4 separate regions of the Mus musculus genome follow, and regions 1, 2 and 4 are each linked to region 3. Evidence: chromatin loops called from intact Hi-C (ENCODE). Cell type or tissue: left cerebral cortex. All regions are shown on one strand. Links, peaks and the distances in the headings refer to the core of each region. The heading gives the core; the rest is flanking DNA.

Evidence for each region. Hi-C counts contacts between places; a loop is a spot of excess contacts. Peaks named below come from ENCODE experiments on the same cell type or tissue, not always from the same donor. Only the 100,000 strongest peaks of a DNase experiment are listed, where the experiment ranks them.
Region 1: a loop joins it to region 3, with 6 times the contacts of the local background. A loop is called at or near these places in 14 of 42 quality-filtered maps.
Region 2: a loop joins it to region 3, with 2.2 times the contacts of the local background. A loop is called at or near these places in 15 of 42 quality-filtered maps.
Region 4: it touches region 3 in a loop (4-fold over the local background); 18 of 42 quality-filtered maps call a loop at or near these places.

The regions. Positions count from the first base shown.
Region 1 is chr17:26,010,090-26,014,570 of GRCm38, forward strand. It overlaps Rab11fip3 (RAB11 family interacting protein 3 (class II)), which reads right to left. Exons shown (of 14, transcript NM_001162868.2): 5 at 3,685-3,828. Among named protein-coding and RNA genes, the nearest start is that of Capn15, 26 kb to the left of the region's middle. In left cerebral cortex, for the core only: CTCF peaks have their summits at 1,840 (motif pointing right) and 2,270 (motif pointing left); DNase peaks (open chromatin) are centred at 1,903, 2,173 and 3,836.
Region 2 is chr17:26,027,753-26,032,233 of GRCm38, forward strand. All of the region lies in intron 2 of Rab11fip3 (RAB11 family interacting protein 3 (class II)), which reads right to left. Among named protein-coding and RNA genes, the nearest start is that of Rab11fip3, 40 kb to the right of the region's middle. In left cerebral cortex, for the core only: a CTCF peak has its summit at 1,924 (motif pointing left); DNase peaks (open chromatin) are centred at 691 and 4,046; H3K27ac peaks cover 1,104 bases.
Region 3 is chr17:26,088,074-26,092,554 of GRCm38, forward strand. Decr2 (2-4-dienoyl-Coenzyme A reductase 2, peroxisomal) reads right to left here and starts at 2,091. Exons shown (of 9, transcript NM_011933.2): 1 at 1,891-2,091; 2 at 856-924. The coding sequence starts at 1,970. Nme4 (NME/NM23 nucleoside diphosphate kinase 4) reads right to left here. Exons shown (of 5, transcript NM_019731.1): 5 at 3,672-4,079. The coding sequence ends at 3,956. In left cerebral cortex, for the core only: a CTCF peak has its summit at 2,492 (motif pointing left); a DNase peak (open chromatin) is centred at 2,393; H3K4me3 peaks cover 1,309 bases; H3K27ac peaks cover 1,103 bases.
Region 4 is chr17:26,038,576-26,043,056 of GRCm38, forward strand. The region is part of intron 1 of Rab11fip3 (RAB11 family interacting protein 3 (class II)); the gene reads right to left. Among named protein-coding and RNA genes, the nearest start is that of Rab11fip3, 29 kb to the right of the region's middle. In left cerebral cortex, for the core only: a CTCF peak has its summit at 2,728 (motif pointing right); DNase peaks (open chromatin) are centred at 2,351 and 2,741; H3K27ac peaks cover 509 bases.

The DNA.
Region 1 (4,481 bases), core at 337-4,336, 78 kb before region 3:
GAGCACTTCGCGGCCCTCCCTGTTCTATGGTGAGGTCATGAAGTTTATCCCGAGGCAATCCAGGATGGCCAGGAGGCATGACTCAGCTCTTTCGCTAGTATTCAGGTACTAGTATCATCTGTGTCCTAACTAACAGGAAAGTCTCTCTACACCTGCAGAGCCTTTACCCGGGAGAGGTCCCACTGGTCATGTTGAGTCACATACTAGTCTGACACTGCCCCAAGAGGCCTAACTGGCATGATCACCATCATCTTCCAGGCAGGTTTTCAGCACTGGAAACGTCTTCAGTGACTGAGGCAACATACGGATCTTCCTTTACAACATATCTGTAACTCAAAGCCACTCACTCATCAATAGCAGGATGGCTCACCAGCAGGAAGAACACAGCTGGCTCCTTCCTAGCACTGAATGCATGGCAGGGGAAAGCCTGTGTGCCCTATACTGGGAACTGGACGGGTTTCTGGAATCACCAGAGACCGGATTTTTATTTTCAAGTCTTGCCAAAACATGCCCTCAAAGGATACTACTGGATTCGTGGCCAGGACCCCAGCAGGCTCCCTCTGATCCTTCCCAACTGGCCAAGATCCTACTTCACTGGATATTGGTTAAAGGCCTCCAGCTTTGTGATGCTGCACAGAACACAGGGAAAAAGCTAAGTCACAGGTACCACGACGGGTTATGGCACAGGGTCTGGAACAGGACGGAGGTGTAGATCCAGTCCTGCAATGGCGGGGCAGGCAAGGGGCAGCCGCTCACAGACCTCCAAGTGTGTTCCACTCCCGAGATGCTCTGCCTTCCTGCAGTAACAGTGCTGCCCGACAGGAGCCTGTGTGGCCACTCGCCACCTAAGCCTAGCAGGAGATGCTATTGGTAGCGTCACATACCGCCTAATCTTCTCCAGACCCTTCTCCTAAAAGTCCCCCAGCCAGGGGCGTGTCCCTCTTCACACCAAGCCAATGGCATCTGGCGAATGTTGAGGTGAACAAAGAACCCAAAGATGTTTCCTATGAGTATGTGAAGTTGCAAATAGCCAGCAAGGAAACTTAGCTGCAATGCTGGTTCTGTTGGGCCTGGTCACAGAGACAGTGGGACAAAGGGCAGAGATAAGAGATGCACAGGCAGAGGAGCAGCAGGCGTGAGGTGTAAAGTGGTAATGCTAAGTCCTCTGAATTCAACCCTGCCTACAAACTCGAGGCCCCCAGAGCACAGGTGAGCACGACTAACATTCCAGGAAACAAACTATTCATGAATTTTGTCCTGATTTTTCTTTTTCTTTTTTTCTTTTTTTTTTTTTTTTTTGAGGCAGGGTTTCTCTGTATAACCCTGACTCTCCTGGAACTCACTCTGTAGATCAGGCTGGCCTTGAACTCAGAAATCCGCCTGCCTCTGCCTCCAGAGTGCTGGGATTAAAGGTGTGCGCCACCGTGCCTGGCTTGTCCTACTTTTTCAAGACAGGATTTCTCTGTGTAGCCCTGGCTGTCCTGGAGCTCGCTCTACAGACCAGTCTGGCCTCAAACTCAGAGATCTGCCTGTCTCTGCTGGATTAAAAGTGTGTGCTACCACCTCCCAGCAACAAATTTGATTTCAAAAACCCATCTTTAAATTCCCTACTCTGGTTCCTGTGCCTCATTTTTATAAAGTGCTGGAGTATCCTCTTTCACGTGTTAGATTGTTTTCTCCAACAAGGACAGCAGCCAACAAGGTAGCCACCTCCATAAAGGAGACAGGACATAGGCAGCTAGCGAGATCAAGGCATGCAGGGACAGCTGGGCCGCAGGAGAGTCCCAATGTCAGAGTGCCTGGCTAGAAGAGGTGACCAGAGCAGGAGCACCGCGGACAGCACCCAGCAGAGGGCAGCACTGCAGCGGGAGTCTCCGGCAGCACAGGTAACACCAGGTCCTCGTTACCTATTCATCTCAAGATCAGTCAGGCGGGCAGACAGATCCTCAAGGCGGTTGATCTGTTTATGGCACTGGCTACAGTAAAACTCAAAGGCCTCGTCAGTGAGGACGTCGCACAGCTTTGAGGCAAGAGGGTTGGAGCTAGAAAGACAGAGGGTCAGTCAGGAGAGAGAGAGGAGGCCCGCTTAGGTTATCTTTGCCAGGCACAGGGAGGAGGTGTTAACTGCACAAGTCAGACGCAGGGGAAGGGAATGAACTGTCCGAGGTGCTGGCTGTGCTCTTGCAACTACCATGAGCCCCGCCTTACACCACCCTGGGGAGCCTGGACACCCACCAGCTAGACACATGCCCCCTGCTGGCCAGTGAGAGCTATAACACAGAACCCCACTTAATAGTGGGCAATGTATCCTTATCCCCTGTGGAAGTCACCTGAATGTGACATCAAAGTGTGCCTCCAGGGGAGTTTATTTGCTGGGTTTCTGTCATTTTGAGATGATATTACTGTCTCAAACAAACAAACGAAAGGTGCATTGGCAGACTTGTGCTTTTGAGATCCGTGCTAACTTGGGATTCTGTCAACCTTGTGGGGATGCTGGGGCTCAACTCCCATGATTCCAATTCAACAAGCTCTTAGTGCACTATCATGATGCATCTGTTCTGGGCAACCTCATCCCTAGGGTAGGACCCACAGGCCATGGGAAGCTGATCTGGAAGTTCAATTGAAGAACTTCCGAAAGAAAGGAATATATAAAATGTAGTGTGGAAATTACAATTTAGATTAAAAACACCAGGCAGGAGATGGGGCAAACTTCACAAACAGGAGAGACTGCCACATGGATGCACAAATGCCAAATTCTGGAATAAGTCCACTACTTCAACTCAAAGTCCCTAGGACTCCTCGAAGGAGGACTGAGTGCCCAGGACGCACTCAGAGATCCCACTTCACAGCCAGTGCACCTTTGAGGTGGTATATGAGCAGGAGGCCCAGGTGAAGCTTACAGGTAGCCCTCCTAGCACTGGTTCCACATGTCTGTGCTGTCATGGTAACCGAGCTGAAGTAGACACAAAAGCATCACAAAATTCAGGAACATGAAAGCAAACAGGAGATGTTGGCAATATGGAAGAGCTGTCCAGACAGGTCCAGGCCCCACTGAGAGGCAGTGGTTTCCTTAGATGGAAAGCTCAGGAGGGACTACCTGGGCCTTCAGACAAGCCAGGCAGGGTCTAGTGAGCACACAAGTCAATGTCCTGAGGCACAACTTAAAGAGAGTGAGCATCTTCATCATGCCTACTCGATATCATAGCTGAGAACTTTTCAGAAAACTTGGCCAATATTAGCACATATGGCCTGGCTTATGATTCTTTTTTTTTTTTTTTTTTTAAATTTATTTATTATATGTAAGTACATTGTAGCTGTCTTCAGACATTCCAGAAGAGGGAGTCAGATCTCGTTACGGATGGTTGTGAGCCACCATGTGGTTGCTGGGATTTGAACTCTGGACCTTTGGAAGAGCAGTCGGGTGCTCTTACCCACTGAGCCATCTCACCAGCCCGCTGGCTTATGATTCTATAGTGTCCCTCAAAACCAGCCACAGGCCATAGAGTAATCAGTGACAGACAAGAGGATCTCAGCTAGACTTCACTCTGAGACAGGCTCAGAACTTGTCTGTGTGGTTTTAGCTACACAGACAAAGCAAGCCTCCTGACCAGCAAGGCCCAACAGAGGGGCTTCCCCAGCACTAGGTGTAGAGAGGGAGTAGATCATGACAGTGCAAGGTGTCACCTGGGGGTGAGAAAAGCAGGGTCCTCGCCGTCCCCATCGCAGAGGGTCTCCGGGGATAGTTCTGCCTCATTGCCCTCACCATAATCTTCAAAATGTTCCTCACTGCCAATCACCATGACGACAGCTTGGCTGTGGGGGCGGGATCTACAAAAGACAGAAGCAATTCTGAGTCACGGCCACAGGCACCCAGGCACCTGATGAGATGCGTACTATTCGACAAGCCACAGGTCTGAGCTCCATCACTGCAGGAGCCACACTGCTAAAACAGAACAGAAGCAGAAACAGGTGAGACCCATTTCCAAGAAGTGAGCTGCTACGTAAGCCATCACTTCAAAGGGGTATAAGGGAGACAATAAGGTGACAGACCATGCTAAGAGCTGTCAGTAGAGTCAGCCCTTTTGGTTCAAACCACAGTACTCCAACAGGGTTGTGGCTTTCAGTTTGACACCCATGAAGCTCACACACGTGGCCAGTCTTAGCAGCTGGACATCAGTAAAAGTGTAGGATCCCGTGCTGTCACAGCTGTCCTTCTTACCTGTGTACTCCCTTCCTGGATCTACTAAGGTCTAAAGAAATAGAACAACTTGCACTGGGTGATGGTGGTGCATGCCTTTAATACCAGCACTTGGGAGGCAGAGGCAGGTAGATCTCTGTGAGTTCGAGGCCAGCCTAGTCTAGAGAGTGAGTTCCAGGACAGCCAGGGCTACGCCGAGAAATCTTGTCTTCAAAAACAAAACAAACAGAAAATATAAAACAAAAAATTTAACAGATAAACAATTACGTCTTTCAGTAACTTT
Region 2 (4,481 bases), core at 201-4,200, 60 kb before region 3:
AGCCAGCGAGAAAGAAAAAGACCCTGCCTTAAAAACAAAAACAAAACAAACAAACAAACAAACTTGTGGATTTGGAGGCACATATAAAGACCTTGCCTCCAAAAACCTGTGGGTTTGGGGGCTAGAGAGATGGCTCAGCAGTTAAGACCCACTAGCTGTGCTTCCAGAGAAATTTCGTTCGATTCCCAGCATCCACACTGTATCTCACAATCATCTGTAACTCTAGTCCCAAGGGATCTGATGTCCTTTTCTAACACACACACATTACACAACATGTTTATAGTTTAATAAGAATCACGGGTCCTCTGCATAGCTGTGCATGTGGAAGCAGGACAATGGAAAAGGGGAGGAGCCTGCAGCCCAGGCACACCCGGCCTCTGCCACCTCAAGCTGTGGGCCCTGCATTATCTGGTCCAGGAGAGCTCCAGGAAAGCCACATATGCCACGGCTTCTAACACAGCTGGTTGTTGCCACAGACAGAACCTTCCAGAATCAGGAGGGAAAGTCCCCTTATCCTAGACAGTCAGGCAGAAAGGCTGGGACATTTCTAGCAGGTTTTCCTACTGCCATGTTAGCAAGTTTGCTTCAGACTCCAAAACTGAAATTAGGAACCTGAAATTTTAAAACCCACCAAGCACGGTAGATCCATGAATGTGTCTGCAGTCTGGGGCATGCAAATCATCTATGCGCACCCACCCACATGGTGTCCAGAGGGACATGTAAATGTGGCTGGCAAGTTTATAGTCTCTTTAAAAATACTAGTGTCTGCCAAGTACGGTGGCACATGCCTTTAATCCCAGCACTTGGGGGGCAGAGCCAGGATGATCTCAGGGTTTGAGGCCGGCCTGGTCTACAGAGTGAGTTCCAAAACAGCCAGGGCTACACAGAGAAACCATGTCTTGAAAACAAAAAAAAAAAAAAATGTTAAATTGGTTTTGCCTCTTCTTTTTAATTTTTTTATTAAAAAAAATTAAGTGTGTCTGTAGGTAGGTATGTGTACAGGTGCCTGTAGTGTCAGGGCAACCTGTGTGAAATTGTGTCACTGTCCTTCCTCACCTACCTAAGGCATTCTTTGATTGGCTTTAATAAAAAAATCTGATAGCCAATTAGCTGGGCAGGAAGTGGCAGATTATACTTCCTAGGCGGCAGAAGGAACCCTGGGAAGAAGGAGAAAGTCTTTCACCAGGAGACATGAGAGGAGAGAGAGTTGATCACAGGTCTAAAAGATCTAGCCAGCCACAGAGCCGGATGGGGCTAGGTGTTTGTGTTAACTTAGATAAACTAGTTGAGAGCCTGCCCAGCTAATGCCTAAGGCTTTCAAATATTAAAAGGTCTCTGTGTGGTTATTTGGGGAAAAGTTGGTTAAGGAATAATTGCTGTTGTATTAATTGCCAGCATTAATTAGTATATACAGAACATAATAATCTTTTCATCTACAATTGGTACCCAATGTGAGACAACTGGAACCCAAGCTTACAGCCTGAAAAGGTGCAGGGGAAAAGGTTGGGATGGGGGCCAGGGTAGCCAGACAAGAGGCCTGGTCTATTTAAAAAAGAATGAAAGCAGACCAAAGTCTGAGAGCACAACAGCTGCCACTTCTCCCAAGCACACCAGAGCACCTAGGCCTGAAGCTGCGGCCTGAAGTGCGCAGACGCAGTCGCAGACGCAGAAGCATGGTAAGCAGAAGCTGGAAAGGCCTGGCCAGCACCAGCAGAAGGCTGAACTGAACCATGGGGGCAAGGCTCGCCATCACAGACACGTGCTGGCTTCAGGTGCCTGCAAACACACAAGTCCAGAAGGAACATCTTCCCGGAGCTACAACAAGGATCCAGGCAGGGCTGGAGAGATGGCTCAGGGGTTAAGAGCACTGACTGCTCTTCCAGAAATCCAATTCCCAGCACCCACATGGTGGCTCACAACCATCTGTAATGGGATCTGACGCCCTCTTCTGGTGTGTCTGAAGACAGCTACAGTGTGCTCACATACATTAAATAAATAAATAAATCTTTAAAAAAAAAAAAAAGGATCCAGGCATCTGACCTGATAAGGCATTAAGTTTACAACTGGTAAATTGAAGTCTTAAGAAGAGATGCAGAAATTAAAGGGAAAAATATTTTCCATGTTAAAAGAACATGCAACAGCACAGCAGAAGTCGCTTGGGTCTTGTATATTTCTGCTTTAGCTGTTATTCATTATAGAACTAGTTATAACATGTTCATGGATGCCGGGCGATGGTGCTTGGGAGGCAGAGGCAGAGGCAGGCGGATTTCTGAGTTCGAGGCCAGCCTGGTCTACAAAGTGAGTTTTAGGACAGCCAGGGCTACACAGAGAAACCCTGTCTCAAAAAAACAAAAAACAAAAAACAAAAAAAAAAACAAAAAACAAAAAAAACCATGTTCACAGATGATTACTGTTTTCTGTGCCCTCTCTAAGCAGACCTAGGTAAGGAGGGGTCTGAGTGATGGAATGTGAAATTCCAGCAGTAAAAATAGAGAAAGAGAAAGGCTCTTCCTGAAAGAAGAAAGGAAACTGACGGCAGCTGTAACTCAGAGCGCTCTGGCTGTGAGACGTCAGCTCTTATTGCTAAGGGTCAGCCAGCGCTGGGCAGCACCACCTGACTATGCACAGGGTTCACTGCTACAGCAGGACACAACACACTGGCCCAAAAGTGTACAACTGTCTTGTTTCTTTGCTTGATGCTTGCTCGAATGTTTCGTTTTTACCCAATAACAGAAAATACAAAGGGTATTTTTATTGTTTGGCATTACTCAAAAATAGGAAAATTTTAAAGATCTTATGTAAATTCAGAATGTCTCTACAGTTCAAATGTGTTGTTTTCTAAAAAGTTAAGGATGATTTGGAATTGAGGTGAAATGTTTGACCAGGGCAGTGGTGGCAGAGACAGGCAGATCTCTGTAATTCTAGACCAGCATGTGAAGTCAGGGCAGACCCCCTGCTGATCATAAGATACTCACTTGTAAACATCCAAGATGACACTTTTTTTTCCTTGAAGGTACTATTTTTGCTTAGTAATAAATAATACCTTAATGAGATAAAATATAAATATACAACCAATCTTAAATTTATATAAAGAGAAAGGGGAATATAGGTGCATTTATCCACATAATTATAACTTCACTGTGGGGTCTGGAAGAGGCACTGAAGCCCTTGGGCTAGAGTTAGAGGCAGCCAAAAACTGCCTGCCATGGATGCAGAGACCCAAACGAGAGCCGTCTCTCCAGCCCCTTTATATTTTTATATATATATTGTTGGCAGGCATCACTTGCATGCATGGTGCCCACAAAGGCCGGAAGAGGGTGTTAGAGCCTCTTGGTTGGAGCTGCAGATGGTCATGAGCTGCCATGTGGGTTCTGGGAACTGAACCCAGGTCTACTAGAAGAGTACGCAGTACTCTTAATACTGGGACCTCTTTCTGGCCCTGCTTTTTGACTTTGAGACAGGGTCTCTCTCAGTTGCCCAGGCAGGCCTTAAGCTTGAGATCTTCCTGCCTATGTGTCTTTTTTTTTTTTTTAAGATTTATTTATTTATTTATTATATGTAAGTACACTGTAGCTGTCTTCAGATACTCCAGAAGAGGGAGTCAGATCTCGTTACAGATGGTTGTGAGATGGTTGTGAGCCACCATGTGGTTGCTGGGATTTGAACTTCAGACCTTCAGAAGAGCAATCGGGTGCTCTTACCCACTGAGCCATCTCACCAGCCCGCCTGTGTGTCTTTATGTGGAATTTTTTTTGTTTTGTTTTGAGACAGGATATCACTATGTATCCCTAGCTGCCTTAGAACTTGTTATATAGACCAGGCTGGCTTTGAACTCACAGAGATCCACCTGTCTGTGCCTCCTGAATGTTGGGATTGTAGGTGTGCACACCACCACAGCTCGCTATTAAGTGGAAACTTGAAGTAGGGGCACAAGAACCAGAGTCCTGGCCTATTTGTAACAGTTGCCTGTCTCATTCTATTCCTGGAACAGTGCCTGTGGCTGTGACAGCAGGCGTCTTGCGCTTCCCTGCAAACTGGGTCAATATATTGTGTGGTTTGCTGTGTTGCTCGCCCATGGAGTGAGGCTGACAGGCAATCCAGGCTGGCTATAGCTGCACAGTACATTACAGTGAGACCTGAAGAGAACACCACTGGAGATGTGTGACGTCTCTCTTCTAAATGCTACAAAATGATTCAAAAACCATCTCTGACTTCACCTCTCATTCTAGTCTCTCACTGTGTCTTCCTAATCGCAAGTAAATGAAACCCCAAAAGTACAGAAGCAGAAAAGTAAGGCACGGCCCTAATCAGATACACTGGGCAGTTCCTCCAGTGCCGGGCAGAATGGCTGAGGCAGGGGACTGTCCCACTGAGCACTTTTCATGGCCTAGGCTGGGGCTGAATCATGAAGCTCAATCTGTCACAGAAAAGGCCAAGTCCTCCCATTGTACCACTGGACAGATGCTATCTCCATTGCTCAT
Region 3 (4,481 bases), core at 218-4,217:
CTATAAAACCAGATAGTAGGCCTGAGAAGAAAAGATGAGGGACAAACCCTGGGGGGCTCCCAGCAAGCACTACTCCAGAAGGAACTCCCCCAAGTTTCTTAGTTTCTTGGCCTGACCGGCAGCAGGCACAACTGTGTAAGTCTAGACAGACTTCTGGATGCCATGGCTGCCCACTCCTAGGTGTCTGTGGTGTGTCTCTGGCTTGGGGTACCCTGCCTCAGATACCATGTACATGGCAGAGAGGGTGTAGTGGGATACTGGTGTCAATCCCATATCTGTGCAGGGCCCTGCTGGGACACTGGAGTGAAGAACAGGAGCCCATTTTGAGAGGGGGAGCCACCCGGTGACAACAGTGTCTATGACCTGCTCCACAGGTTTTCATAGAAGCTACACCAGCTTATTTAATCTTCCCGACTCTGAATAGACAGGGCTTTGTTCTACTAGAAGAAACTTCATAAAGCCACCAGCTCTGAATAATAATCTACTACTTGGAGCCTCAGTCGATTCTTGTGGGACTCACGTCCAGTTGTGAAAAGCTGAGTGCTGGGGAAGACTGGAGAAGGGTTCTTCTACCTCCACCTCCACAATTCTGAGCCTCCACCAGCTTTGGTATCGAGCTGCTAATCCTCTCAATGAGGTCACAAAACCTGTGTCCAAGGGACACTCTTCTCCCACATCAGCAGCACCCCGTCAACGTACGAGGCTGTGAGGCTAGTCACACACAGTCTCAACTAATTCTAGGAGACCACAAAGGTCCTGACCTCTCCCCAAGACAGCATTCAACCACTCCCCCAAATCCACCAAGATCCAGACAAAGGGACGTAAGGTGGCAGGAAGGGTTCCGGTAGTGTGTACCTCATGAAAATCTCTGCGATCCGGAAGCCAATCCCAGAACCACCACCTGTGATAAAGGCCACTTTGTCCCTTCAAAAACAAGAAAATGTAGTCATTTTTAAATATTTATTTGTTTTACCAGTATGAGTGTTTTGCCTGTGTGCCTACAGAGAGTTGAGTCCTCGTGTGGATGCTGGGAACCAATGCTGGGTCTCCTGCAAGAACAGTAAGTGCTCTGAACTTATTCAGCCATCTCTCTAGTCCCTAAACTCTTCTTTGAAAACCATGTTTTAGCTTGATGGGGGATGCATGCCTGTAATTCCAGCCTGTGAGAAGTGGAGACAGGGGGACCAAGAATTAAAAGCCAGCCTGGTCTACAGAGAGAGTTCTAGGACAGCCAGGGCTTCACAGAGAAACCTCATCTCGAAGAGCTTTAGATAGATAGATCTCTGTTAACTCAAGCTCAAATAGATAAGCGGCCCGTGGAGAACTTTCACTCCATGAACTTCTACCCAGTTTCGCTATGAAGGAAAACATGCTCCTGCTAAACAGGTACTCAATGAATTTGCAAGACATAAATCCCCAGCCATAAAACTGCAATCTTTAAAGTCGGTTATTTTTAGGCTCCCTAGAAGTTCGGAGGTGAAGGAGTTTATTTAGCCTAAAATTTTCTGCGTAGTAAGTTACCAAGAGAGACTTGTTTTCAAAAGTGAGCAAGCGCCGGGCGTGGTGTCGCACGCCTTTAATTCCAGCACTCGGGAGGCAGAGGCAGGCGGATTTCTGAGTTCGAGGCTAGCCTGGTCTACAAAGTGACTTCCAGGACAGCCAAGGCTATACAGAGAAACCCTGTCTCTAAAACAAAACAAAACAAAGTGAGCAGCTTCCACCCTCAGTCCCTCATCCCATTCTTCCAGAACCCCAAGAAACTTCAGGTCTACGATTGCCCAGGAACGGAGTACTGAGCATCTGTCCTCTGTGATGTCACATCCAGTGGCAGATTCGTTAAACCCTGTGCCCCAAGTCTGGATCGCCCCCTGGTTCCCTGCTTTAGCTCACTGGAGAAGATCCGGGCAGAAGAGATGGTGGTATTCAGGAAGACAGTCATCCCCCTCAACGTCGGGCGGCGGCTGGGCCATGATTGCTGCGTGTCCGGGATGGCAAGGACAGTGGAACCAGGAACCAGATCTACCTTTCCAACGCAAAACGCAGCGTTCTGCAGGTTGCTCGCTCCGCCCAGAAAGATCCAGGACCAAAGTTCTGCCCCCACATCAAGCCGCCCATCAGACGGGGGTGGGACAGGGGCGCCCCACCCCAAAAAGGTGCCTGGGCCCTTCAAGCCTTCCTATCACAGACCCTCCCGCAACTCCCAGCCTCCAGCCCTTCCCACTCGACCAGGCGGACACCCCGCCCTCGGTGGCGCGCAGCCTGCTGGGACTGAGAATGGGAGGAGGCACTGATACAGAGGCCCAGAGACGCTCCAGCCAGTTAAATGCCCGGTTCCTTTCCCAGTTGGTGTCTGTGCAGCCACTTAGTCCATATACCCAAGCTGGCCGGGCTGCGTGCTATCAGCTGTGGAAGTCGGAACTCCAGATGAACACCGCTCTTGGACACTACCTCCCAGTGCAGAGAATCTGGAGCTTGCAAACCCAATAGCTCCCTCTCGTGGCTAACCCGGGTGGAAAGTCCAGAGTGAACCTCTTGCTGGCTGGCAAGAATCACTGCACTGAAACTCAGAGAACCAAGAACTGGGTTCCATTGTCTAGATGTCAAAGAGTGAAATGACTTATCAAATTAGCCACAGAAGCTGTCATGATGTACCTGCAACTGAATCAGTGACTCTGGGATCCGGGGTGAGATGTGACTTACATGTGTCAATGTGAACATAAATGGACATCAGGCCGTGGTGGTCATCATGGACAGCATCAGGTCGGGAGTGGAGGATACTCTTTTGTGCCTGGGTTGCATTGAGGGAGAGATGAGAGTAGCCCTTGGAGTGTTAGGCTCTGCTGTTCCAACTTCAGGAGACCTGATACACAATACCCACAAAGACTGGTGTGTACTCCTACTGAAGGCTCGCTCACTGGGCCTTGAAGAAGCCTCAGGTCCGGTCTATTCTTTACTGCCATCCTCAGACAAATCAGATGGGCAGGAGCTATACCAGCGCCCGCAAAAGAACCCCAATTGGATTCTCAATTTCATGGGCCCTGGATTCTTGCTTGGTTCTTGCATTTACCCAAAGTCGAGGGATCCTTCCTTTCTTTACTCAAAGCTCTAAGCTTCAGGCCTAATGTTTTATACCATGCATAAAAACACTCATTAAAGTGCTTGAGTAAAGCAATTTCCTCCACATTTGTCATGACTATGGGACATCATGGTGCATCATTGCTCTGGTGACCTATAGCTTGGCCCTGTAGTCGTGCCAATGAAATAAGTAGAATACGGTGGTAGCTGGGACTAGGGGAGTAGTAATCCAGGATCGGCATTATACACTGGCCTTAACTCCTCACCTAGGACTTTCTACTCCCCTGTAGGAGGTAGGTAAACTGAAAGCAGGATCCCATCAGGCTTGCTGTCACTGCCCATGCTGGGGGCAGGGGGACCTTTCAGTGACTCGGCTGTCCTGAGGTCACCCATGTTTCTGTGGCCAATCTCTCATCCACGGTCCCATAAGCCAGTCCAACGAACTCATGGGTTCACCAACTGGAAATGGTTGGAATTGTTACTCTAGTCTGTTATTGGTGCCCTAGAGGGGGTGAACAAGCATTTGTTCATATCTCCCAGGAAAGGTCACACAGTGCTGAGATAGCAGAACTAGTAAGTAGACCATTTCCATTTTAAGCATAAAATTTTAATGTCTCTCCTTTGAGGCAGGTGAAGTCACCTTTGACAATGCCCCAAAGGTTGTCTGGCACTTTTGTACACAAGGACATGGTCCAATATTGTATTGACTTAGGATACAAAAAGGCACATAGAGTTGAGGCTTAGACTCCCCTGGGCTGGAGTTGGGTAGAGCGGGAGTAGGGAGTGGTTTGGGGACATGGGAAGCATGGGGGCTTGACTTCTTGTTGACAGAGGTAGTAGGTCATGGGTAGACCTGAAGTGCAGAAGGCAGTGCAAGCCCTCAGGCAGGGTAGCAGCTGCTGTGGTGACCACCATCTGCCCAGTTCAACAGTTCGCTGCTCTGAAACCACAGCTCGATCTCCCTCTGGGCCCCATCCACAGAATCGCTAGCATGGATGACGTTCCTGTGAGAGGTGGAAAAGGTGGAGTCTGTGGTTGAGTCCAGTTTAAGTCTGGATTGGGACCCCAGGGCTATCTTGCCTCTAACCTGCTGCCCTCTGTCAGGGAACAAGGTGACCGTAGAGAAGAGAAGGAGATTTTGGAGTTGGTTATGGTGCTACAAGCCTATAACAAGGGCACTGAAGAAGCTGAGATTGCAGGACTGCCTTGAATCGTGGCCAGTCTGGATTAGAGAGGGAGACCCTGTCTCAGAATAGAAGACGGGGGCTGGAGAGATGGCATGGCAGTTGGAGCACATCCTCTCTTGCAGAGACCCAGACCTTGGTTCCCAGCACCCAAATACAGTGGCTCACAACTACCTGTAACTCTGGCTCCAGGCATCTAGCACCCTCTTCTGGCTTCTGCAG
Region 4 (4,481 bases), core at 235-4,234, 49 kb before region 3:
CTGGACCTTCGGAAGAGGAGTCGGGTGCTCTTACCCACTGAGCCATCTCACCAGCCCTTGTTTGGGTTTTTTGTTTTTGTTTTTGTTTTTTTTTTTGTTTGGTTGGGTTTTTTTTTTTTTTTTTTTTTTTGGTTTTTCAAGATAGGGTTTCTCTGTGTGACCCTTGGCTGTTCTAGAACTCACCCTATAGTTGGCCTCGAACTCACAGAGCTCTGCCTGCCTCTGCTTCCAATATGCTAGGATTAAAGGCCTGTCTGTCTCCCGCCTCTCTCTCACACATATGCACACAGACAGACCATATTGGCACAAGAATCCCAGTACTTGGGAGGCACAGACAGGCAGGTGGAGCTCTGAGTCCTAGGCCAGCCTGGTCTACAGAATGAGTTCCAGGACAGCCAGGGCTATGCAGAGAAACCCTGTCTCAAACACAAAACAAAGGTCAAGCGAGGCCTTACTGATTGTAAGGATCAGCAACCTGAGACCCTAATTCAGGTTCCAGCGCCCACATCAGGTCCATCACAGTCACTTCTAACTCCAGCCCCAGGGGATCTGATACCATCTTTTGTCCTCTGAGGAATTCTTAAACACGTGATGTGTGCACGCGTGTGTGCGCATGCACCTAAATACATCAAAGACCCTCTCCACAACTTTTAGTCTGTGTAAGAGTACCTGCCTAGCATGTTTCCGAAGGTCTTGAACTTCAAAGGGAAGAATTCATAAGAAATTCAAGCTGCACAGAAATCGAGTGACTCTGTAGAGGAGCTAGGTTACACTGAGGTTGAGAGAGCAATAGCTCTCACAATGACAGACACTGTAAGCCCAGCATTCCAAGTGCTGCTAAGAACCACGGTCCTTTATGAAAGGGTTAAAAACCAGGCAGTGGACGTGCACGCCTTTAATCCCAGGTAGAGGAAGGCGGATTTTTGAGTTTGAGGCCAGCCTGGTCTGCAGAGTGAGTTCCAGGATAGCCAGGAGGCTGAGCCAGGTGAATTTCTGTGAGCATGAGGCCAGCCTGGTCTACTAAGCAAACTCCAGAACAGTCAGACTATTACACAGAAGCCCTGCCTTGAAAAAGACAAAGAGAGAGAGAGAGAGAGAGAGAGAGAGAGAGAGAGAGAGAGAGAGAAGGAAAGGAAAGGAAGAAAGAAAGAGAGAGAGAGAGTCAGAAGATGACTAAAAACACCATGTACTGCAGACTGTGTGATCGATAAGAACAGAAGCCTATTTCTCACATTCTAGCCTGGAGCCCCAAGATGGTGGTGCCAGCATCAAGTGTCTGGTGAGAGCTATCCCCTCCATAGGCCAGAGCAGAGGGACAACTTCCACAAGGGCTCTGTCAAGATTTATCTCTGCACCATGGAGGACACTCACAGCACAGCACAATCCTGAGTTTGAATTGTAGTGGCACTATGAATTGAGAATGTATTTAAAAGGGGAAGGAAAAAAAAAAGCTGAGCTTAGGCCTGTAAGCACAGCTACAGCAGAGTCAGAGGCCAGAAGACCACACATTCAAGGCCAGCCTGAGCAACTTACTAAGACCCTGTACAGAAATAAAAAGATGTGCTAGTGAAACGGCTCAGGAGGTGAAGGCTCTCGAACACAAGGTGTGACAACTTGAGTTAACCTGTAGAGCAGGGGAGCAGAGACAGTCAGTTTCCAAAGTTGTCCTGTAACGGACACACACACACCATGGGACATATGAATATTTGAGAATGCGCACACTCACGTAAGTGTGCATACTTGGGGGACATGCACTAAATAGAATGAGTTAATTTTAAAAGCAGCCTGGGAGTGTGGCCCAGTGCTAGAGTACCCGCCTAGTATGTCAAGGCCCTGCCCTGAGTTCAATCACCAGCATTAGGAAAACAAAACAGAGTTAATGAAACAAGAAACAAAAGAAAAAAATCAAAAGTGGAACCAACTGTGGACGTGGGGAGAGAACGCCTGAAATCCCAACACTCGGAGAACCAGGAGTTCAAAGTTACCCTCGGCTATGGAGCAAATTCAAGGCCAATCTGGTTAAAAGACTGTTTCGGAAGGGAGAGGAGGGAACGAGAGGGAGGGAGGAGATGAGGGAAGGGGACAGGAGGGACTATGGTTAAGTTTTGTAGCTGTGGTCATGGCTTGGAGTTCCTTCAAGAGCACTGTGTGAGAGAAACCTACTACTAAAGCATGAGGAGGCCTGGAAGGACGCCCCCCACCCCCCACCCCCAGCTGTGGAGTTTCTGAAGAAGCAGGAGCTACTGTGTGACTATGGGACTGCGGCAGCTGAGTGTGGAGCCCAGCAACACAGCTGAGAACAGAGCAGCTATCCAAAACTGCTGTGACGCAACAGCAGGACTCAGGAGGCAATGTGGAGAGGCTTCCTTCCAGAACCTTTCAGAACAAGAATTCAGACTGACAACTGCGCCAGGCATGGTGGCGCACGCCTTTAATCCCAGCACTTGAGAGGCAGAGGCAGGCGAATTTCTGAGTTCGAGGCCAGCCTGGTCTACAAAGTGAGTTCTGGGACAGCCAGGGCTATACAGAGAAACCCTGTCTCAAAAAAAAAAAAGTAGGTTGCAGACTGACAACTGCAACAGCAAGCACATCAGATGTGACAACAAACAAACACATCAGGTGTGCTCGGGCGTAACTAGGAGATGAGTCACTGTGTGAAAGAAAGCCAGTTAAACAAAAAGGATCGGCCTGCCTGTCCTGAGCACACAACACAGCACCACCAGCAGGTGGCGATAGCCTGACCCTACTGACACCACCTCCCCTCCTTAAACAAGAATCCAGAGCTAGGACCCAGAGCCAGATATTGCAGCCAAGCAAGAAGAAGCAAAGAGAGCAAAAAAGGGACAGCTGACCACATCCTAGGGACCCAGATTCAGCCTTTGAGAAGTTTGACAGAGTCAGAAAATGAACTGCTGATTTCATGAAGACAACCAGGACTCTCTGTCAAACACACAGTGCTTTCATGGACATGGACCCCAACAAGCACAGAGAAGACCTGGGGTGCTGGCTCCGTAGGGAGAGGACTGAGGGCTGGCCACGGACGCATGGGGACCTGAGTCTGCTCTCCCACACCCGCCTTTTACAAAACTGCAGAGCCCAACAGTGCACACCTATAATTCCAGCGCCTGGATCAGAGGCAGGAGGAACCCTGGGAATTGCTGGCCAGCCAGGCTGACTGAATCAGCAAGCTCTAGGTTCAGAGAGACTCTGTCAGGGGGAGAAAGACAGCCCATGTTACCTAGGGCCTGTGCTCAAACACACACCTATAGGTAGCTAGAAATTTGAACATTCACTGGCTATGGATGACATGGGCTGCTGTTAATGGTTATAGACTTGGCAATATTTTAGAGCACTGGTGTCTAGATACACTTACTGACATATGTGGAGTTATTTCAGACTTCTGGAACAGGAGTTGGGCTTTCATGGTAGAGTGCTCGCCTAGCATTCAGAAGTCCTAGGTTTCGTGCCCAGCCAGGACTGGGGCTACAGATCTTTAATGACAGGACTTGGGAGGTGGAGGCAGGAAGATCAGAAGGAATTCAAGGTCAGCCAGAGCTACATAGTGAGTGGAGGCCAGATATATATGACATTGTATCTTAAAATTAAATAAATATATATTATTTAATATTTATATTTATAAATATATTTTCTATTTAATATCTATATTTTCTAAATACATTAGTATTATTTATCTAAGATTAAGTCGTAACTGAATATTTAGAACAGATTAGATATGTGTATTAATAAATATATAATATTAAATATTAAATTATATATAAATTGTACATGTGGGTAAATACAGACACAACTGAATTTGCATGACAGAGCTGCAAGGCTGGGAAGGGTCCACTACTCCCCTCTTTATATGGATATGTACTCTATAAATAAAATTTCAAAATGAGGGAAGGGGAACAGATGGAGGGTGAACCCTGGCTAAGGAGAGACTTGGGCTGAGAGTGTAGTGATGACTACAGAGGAATCCCTCAGCACGGTGAGCAGTTGTGGTGGTCTAAATAGGAAGACCCCACCCCCACCCCCACCTACCACCTGCTCCAGGATAATATAGGTGTGGCCTTGGTGAAGGAAGTGTGTCACTGGGAGTGGGCTTTAAGGTTTTAGAACTCCATAACAGGGCCTGCCTCTCTCTCTCTCTCTCTCTCTCTCTTTCTCGCTCGCTCGCTCGCTCCCCCCCACTCCCCGCCCCACTGCCTGAGAATCTGGATGTACAACTCTCAGCGGCTCGCCTGCTGCCATGCTCCCCACCATGATGATAATGGACTTACGTCTGAAACTGTAAGCCAGCCCCCAATTAAATGCTTTCTTTAATAAGAGTTGCCTTGGTCGCAGTGTCTCTTCACAGCAATAGAACAGTGTCTAATAATAGTGTGTGAGTTAGGGATGGATAAGTGTGTTTCAATCCTGCAGCTGCACCGGCTCTTGCTGAGGCCATACCTGTCACTCCACAAAGCCTACATAGTGCC